Regions from separate parts of the Mus musculus genome. Here region 2 is linked to region 1. Evidence: chromatin contacts called from ENCODE Hi-C or POLR2A ChIA-PET data. All regions are on one chromosome and are shown on one strand. The core of a region is the stretch at or near the end of the contact, and the rest is flanking DNA. Distances in the headings are between cores, read along the strand shown.

The links. A loop is a pair of places that touch in the nucleus more often than their neighbours do. ChIA-PET counts read pairs that join two places held with the same protein, here RNA polymerase II (POLR2A).
Region 2: a map of heart shows a loop between it and region 1 (11-fold over the local background). The contact joins the promoter of Ahsa2 here to the promoter of Xpo1 in region 1. A Hi-C loop is called at or near these places in 1 of 37 maps with a recorded cell type or tissue (heart). POLR2A ChIA-PET finds 5 or more read pairs at or near these places in 1 of 5 experiments (embryonic stem cell).

Annotation. Positions count from the first base shown.
Region 1 is chr11:23,254,408-23,257,840 of GRCm38, reverse strand. Xpo1 (exportin 1) reads right to left here and starts at 1,800. Exons shown (of 26, transcript NM_001035226.1): 1 at 1,681-1,800; 2 at 1,124-1,197.
Region 2 is chr11:23,496,233-23,499,665 of GRCm38, reverse strand. Ahsa2 (AHA1, activator of heat shock protein ATPase 2) reads left to right here and starts at 1,627. Exons shown (of 9, transcript NM_172391.4): 1 at 1,627-1,891; 2 at 2,785-2,975. The coding sequence starts at 1,812. 1700030C12Rik (RIKEN cDNA 1700030C12 gene) reads right to left here and starts at 1,905. Exons shown (of 3, transcript NR_166706.1): 1 at 1,755-1,905; 2 at 1,081-1,204; 3 at 3-280.

The DNA.
Region 1 (3,433 bases), core at 551-3,050:
CACTGGATTGTGAACTGTAGGAACCCATCAAACAATGCTGTGACTCTACAAGTGATTGTCCATATACCTTCAATGGCACTGCAAGCAGCAAAACACTACCCACCAGTAGCCATCTAAAAAGGTAAGTTCACAATGAGTCAAAAAACAAGATGCTACAAAAGACTGCTACTCCGTGTGTGGGCAATCGCCTGCTTCATTCAGTAAGAAACACACGCCTCACTAGGAAGGGACCGCCCTCCCCTGGCTTCCCACCCGAACGACTCTCAGCACTTCTAACTATAGCTCACAGGAGCACGCACTCACCCCGCCCATACTCGGAGGAGGCATTTAGACCCGGCGCCTAAGTTCACCGCCCTATTCTCTATGCAGCATGTCCTCTGAGTGATCCGAGGTCCCGCCTCGGCGAGTATTCAGTGCATCCTCTACCACCACTTCCTCTCCTACACCGCAAACTCAAGAAACCAGAAGGAGGAGCAGGGAGGGCATCATTCACTGTCCACGGCCAGCAGTACACGGTTTCACCAAGACATATATGCCCCGGGCGAAAACAACCTACAACACGGAACCCCAACTGCAGGCCCCCGAAAAAAAGAAATTAACTCCTCTTTCCTACTTCTTGTTATACACACACTCACAAAACCAACAACAACAAAAATCACCCACAAGGCTTTCGAGTTTCTTCACATAAGAAGGGACTCGGTAGCCCCTCCCTCCCCCATCCCAAGCTCTCCACCGAGGGGGCCACGTGATGCAGGCGGACGTTTCAATGCTGCTGCACTAAATATTTCTGGAAACTTCCACTCCTAATAATTTACAGAGACGTTCCCGAAATCACCCCCGACTCTCCCCAGCCCTTTGGACTGGGGAAGCCCTTCCACCCACGCGCAGGGGCTCAGCCTCACTACCACGCTCCTCGCCTTCCTCCACCGCCACCCGCACACGAAGATGACCCAGCAAGCGCTCCCCTCCCGCGGCCGCCTCCCCACCTCCATCACCGAGCGACAGAAGCGCTTCCATTCAATCTCAGGCTCCGCCGAGGGCCCCGCGCCCGCCGCCCGCCTCGCCTCATGCCCGCCGCGCCGCCGCCGCCCGACCCTCGGCCCCGAGCACACGACCGACTTACCCAGAAATTCAACCAACTGCTTCTTCCTTCCTTGTCCGGGCTTGGGGCGAGGGAAGGTGGGGAGGAGGGAGAGGGGAGGAAATCAAGGTGGGTTTCACAGTTTTCCCACCTTAAACAAAAAAGAAATTAAAAAGCAGAGAAGGGCAAAAAAAAAAAAAAAAGCTCAGTATTTACTATTCTAGGGACAACTCCACCCAACACACACTCACGCACACACACGCGCGCACGCACACACACGCGCCCCACCAAAAAGGGGAATTAATCCGAGAAATAAATGCTCCCGCCCGGCTGGGGAGGGAAGGAAGGGGGAGGGGAGCGGGCCAGTCCGTGAGACAGAGCCCAGGACCCTCCAGCCACAGGCGGCGGCGGGAGCAGCAGCGCGAGTCCGTACGGCCGGGGCCGCTCTGCCGCCAGTTGCAGTCCGGCTCCCCCTACCACACAGGGCTCCCTCGCTCACGCCGCTCCGGCGCCGGGCCCCCCCACCCGAGCTAGCCTAAACTTTCCCCCCTTCGCGTGCTCCTCAGCGACTGGTGCCTCCCCCCTCCCCCTCGGGATGGTTGCACGACTGCTGCAGCAAAGGCTGGAACAGGCACGGCCGCCGGGGCTGTAGCTACTGTTGCTCTTGCTGATGCTGAAGCTCCCGCTGCTCCTGCCGCGGCCGCTGCAGCCGCTTCTCCCCCTCCTCCTAGTGCCTCAAACTCGGAACCGGTTGAAACCGGTTCAGACTGGGAGATTCCATCTCGGTTGAGTTTTCAGCCCATGGCGCCGCGGAGCGTTTGGAACCTGGGCCTCCGCCCCCAGGCCGCGCGCCCATTGGTCGGCCCCGGCCACAGCCGCGCCATCAGCCTACCTCTTATTGGTCGGAGCGCCCGTCAATCCCACCTCAAGGCTCCACACGAGCCTGCCGCTTAGGCCCCCGCCTCTTTCCAGCAGTGATTTGCCCGCAGAGTGGGGGAGGGGAGGCGGGGCGGGACGCAAAGGAGTGAGGGGGGGGTGGAGGAAGAGAAGGTGGGACGTCGAACAGAGCCCAGCAAAGAGGAGAGCGGAGAAGCCTCACAGAGGATTGGCTTGAGTGAGCTGTCAGTCAAGTGCAGCCCGCCTTCTACATCCCTTTCCCCTCGAGTGGCTCCCCCTCTCGGTCCCTCGCTTGTAAGCCCGGCCTTTCCGGCTCGCCCATTGGCTGGGCGCCTTTGGTGACGGAGAGGGTGGGGTTCGCCCGTGAGCAGAAGGCAGCGCGGGTTTGAGCGCCGCGCGCGTTGCTCGTCTTTCTGCTTTCCCCCCCTCCCCGTTCCCTGGCGGCCCGCCCCCTCGAGCTCCCGCCAACCTCAGGGGCCTCGTCCTGGGGCCCCAGCATCCGCCCTTAGGATGGGGTCTGTGCTCGGAAAAGGGAGGGCACACCCTGTTTCTACATGGAAATAGACGGCCGCGAAGGACCGAAAAGAACACATAGGTGCCGGATGGTAGGCCCTGGGCCTTGGATCCGTTGTAGAGGCCTGGGTTTGGGCACCGCATGGGAACGTGAATAGCACGGGCCGAGGTTGGCATAAACGGGCGTGCAGTTTGGGCGCCTGGAAACGGTTGTCTAGTTAGTTATTGGACGAGCCTCCTTAAAAATTTAACTCTCTACCGGGCAGAGGTGGCGCATGCCCTTAATCCCAGCACTTGGAAGGCAGAGACAGGGATTTCTGAGTTCGAGGCCAGCCTGGTCTACAGAGTGAGCTCGAGGACAGCCAGGGCTACACAGAGAAACCCTGTCTCGAAAAAAAACAACAACAAAAAATTAACTCTCCCCAGACTGCTTCAACAAGAAGTTATTTCTAAAAATTAGTCCTAACACATTGAAAATCCTGTTGCTAACTTAACAATGCGTATAGACAGATTTTGTGCCAACTTCTTTTAACTTGGTGCGTGCCCTTATTATGCCACGCCCCTAGGTTAACCCATGGCTCCCAAGTGCCAGGTCAGTTTTGCTGATTAGGGTTGCTTAAAACAACCAGCAGTTGGGTGGTGGTGACAGAGGCAGAGGCAGGCAGATCTCTTGAATTCAAACAAGCCTGGACTACAGAGCAAGCTCCAGGACAGCCAGAACTACAAAGAGAACCCTATCTGGGGGAAAAACAGCCAGCAGTCCACCAAAATCGACTGGTCTGTTGTGCCACAACATTTATTAAGTCAACACAGTTGACCTGGCATATTGCACAGGCCTGAACTCCCAGCACTTGGGAAGAAGTGACAGGAAGAATAGGAATGCAAGGCCATCCTCAGCTACAGAATAAATTCAGTGTCAGCTGGAGGCAGAAGATGCTATCC
Region 2 (3,433 bases), core at 378-2,877, 240 kb before region 1:
AGCACAATTATCAAGCCCATGTTTTGGAGAAGGACACAAATTCAGTCTGTTTACACCAAACAATTACAGTTTAAGGGTACACCCCTCTGCCTCCCACCAGCACCCAGTGAGCCTCGTGTGACTCCACTTTTCATGTCCTGAAATCATGGCTTCCTTCCCACTGCAGCCCACTGTCCAGGTCATCTCTCTTCCATCTGTGGCTGGACTTCTTCCCCTTTGATCAGCTGTCTTCAGACTCACTGCCAGGCAAGGATTTTCTTTTTCCATTGTTTTATCATTTCTTGAAAATTAAAGAAAGCTTCAATTAACTTTGGACATCTGAAATTGCTTAAATGTCTCAATTATTGTTATGGTCTATAAATGCCCCCCCCAGGGGGTGTGGGAACACCATGGTTTTGTTCACTAGCTATTGACCCAGTACTTTTTCTAGGACAGTTTCTTTCGGGGCCACCTTCCCCACTCTTTTACTTTTTCCATTGTTTCTTTCCCATTTTTGCAATGTCTTATTGGAGGTCATTTTTAAATCGCAGATCTGAAGAGTGCTTCAGGGTCCATTGGTCTCCTAGACTCACAATCGAGTTACATTCCAGTAAATTTATTTCTACTGGGAGTAGTTCTTGTATATTTTGGTATTTATACATTTTAGTGATTGTAGCAGCTTCTACCCTCAGAAGTCTTATTTTCTGTCAGGTTCAAATGAACATATCTAAATCTTATCATGAAATGTTTTATCAGGAGCAAACAGAAGAACTGGATGAAAAGTAGGCACACAAAGTACACGCCAATCATCGCTAGAGTCTTGCCTTCTGTCAGCTGTGCCTTTGGTATGATCAGTTGAACTAACAATGCCGTTTGATTTGGGGGGGGGGGTCACAGCATTGCTTCAGCAGTTTGAATGATGTAACTTCTCGAAGAACACATCGAAATGCAATAGCTCCAATAAACACCATAGCCCTTTCAGCTTGTTTTGCTGATAAGCAGACCACTGAATGGCAAGTGCACAGAGCAGCCAGGTCCTTCCCCATCTCCCATTGAACTACCTATTTTATTTGTTAAAATAATCTCCTAAGAAACACTTTCCAGATGGTGGCTTCAGTTTTTGCTAGAAGGTGAAAAACGATGGAAAGAATTAATAAACCCTTATTGTAACTGTATCCACAATCCCAGGCACTTGCAAGCACGATCTTTTGTCTCTAGAGGATCACTGCATGGAAAAAAAAAAAGCATTCTTTCAGTAAACCCTCGCGGGCCTCTGCTTAGGGACCTGCGCAGCTCCCATCCCAAGGGCCTCAGAAAATGGACAACCCGCTCTGGTACGAGCCCTGGGCGGAGTCTCGGTCGTTCGTAGAAAGCCCTGGCCAGAAGCCTCGCTGGGCAGCAGGAGCCAGCGGCAAGAACAAGGCGAACCAGGGGTTACAAAGCGGAGGGCTAGGGCCAGGGCGGAGCCTTAGGACCGGGGGGCGGGGCGAAGTCGGGGAGGAGCCTAGCAGAAGACAGCGCCAGGAGGCATAGGGCGGGGTCTTAGGGCAGAGAGGCGGGGCGAAGTCGGGGGTGGGGTGGGGGAGAAGCCTGCAGAGGGCGGCGCCCAGAGGTGTGGCATATTGGGGGCGTAACCGGGCTTGGGGCAGAGTCGATGTGGGGTGGAGCTGGCTGCGGGGAGCGGACAGCGGGGGGCGGGGCAGGCTGTGGCCGGGGCGGCCCGGGGCGGGGACTTCTGGCACTTTCTGGGAGCTGCGGGCGATCGGCTCACAGACCTTCTGGCCGGAAACCCGCGCGCTCCCGCTACCAGGGCCGTCGTCGTCAGCGCCGCCATGGCCAAGTGGGGCCAGGGGGACCCGCGCTGGATCGTGGAGGAGCGGGAGGACGGGACCAACGTGAACAACTGGCACTGGTGCGGTGGGCCCCGGGCGCGAGCAGGCGGGCGGGCTCCTGGGAGGGCCGCGCGGCGCCGCAGCACGGCTGCCCGTGGCGGGAGACGGTTCCTAACTGCGCTGGTCCTACGGCTTCAGGCTCCTCCTGAAGTTGGGCGAGCTCCAGAAGGGACTTCTGTCTCACCCTACCGGACAGCTGTGCCTCGGTCGCCCCTCACCCAGCCATCCTCGGCCTTGAGATGCGTAGTGCGCGTGCGTGCGCCGACGGTGCTGTGTCCGTGTGCAGTAGGAAGGCAGGGACTTGGATCTCACTTTCTTTGCTTTGTCTCAGTTTGCACTAGTTATCTGCCCCCCTTTGTGTCTCAGGAATACCGGGAGATGTCTGCCTCTTTGGCGGGCATTGGGGAAAGCTGAGGGAAGCAGAGCCCAGACTGCACCATAAGATGACTTAGCTGTCCTGAAAGAATTATGTTCTAGGCTGGATTCTATGATTAGGACACTGACGTCTCAGGCTGCTCTTTGTCCCCTTAGATGAGAACATTAGAGAGAATGCATAAGATAAATATGGAAATGCCAGATAACTGATATTGTGGTTAAGGCTATTTAAATGACTACCACCGTTACAGGTGGCCGCAGCTTAGCCAATCCATTTCCTGGGGTGGAGATTGCTGGACCCTTTTCCCCGGGGCCATTGTTTTTAAGATTACCCATTATTATATGGTGAATAATAGTGTCTTAAGAAACTGAGCAACAGGCTTAGAAGATACCTAGTAGAAACCTCGTCAGAGAAGCACATTTGCGAGTTGGAGGCTGCTTGAATACCAGGACTCACCTGGTCTGGGTTTGGATGGCATCCTGGCTGCTCAGATGGAGACCAGCTGGGCCATTCACCTGTCTTTCTATTCTCTGGCAGGACAGAGCGGGATGCCACCATTTGGTCCAAGGGGAAGCTCCGAGAGCTCCTGGTTGGCATTGCTATGGAGAATGAGGCTGGCCGATGTGAGATCAGTGAGTTGAAACAGGTGGAAGGTGAGGCTTCATGTAACAGCCGCAAAGGGAAGCTTATTTTCTTCTATGAGTGGAACATCAAGCTGGCCTGGAAAGGTAATGGGGGTCCTGGCAAGAGGCAGGTTGGGGACACCCTGTGTACAGTCTTAACGTTTAGTAGCAGTAGCTGATGTTCGGATGTGCTTGGTGTTGCTATGTTCTGAAAGCTGCACTTCACTACTCTAGATGCCTGAGGGGCAGTTCTTTCTCAGTTAAGCCCTTTTACCAGCATCTGTGACTAGGGCCTTAATGCAGCTGCCACCTGCCACCCTTCCTCCACAGATGCCTGCTTCCCTTAAAAATGTTTAATTATTTCAAAACTTAAAAAATTATTTCTGTGTGTGTGCGCACATACTTGGGTGTCGTAGCACGTGTAGAAGGCAGAGTTGGTTGGTAGCAAGTGCTTTTGCCTCTTGCTAGCTTATCTTTGTTGTCTTAATTCTATTATGTGTGTGGGCATGTGTGCCATGGTGGGCATGTGAGGTGCAAGGACACAGGAATTTAATTCAAGTCAC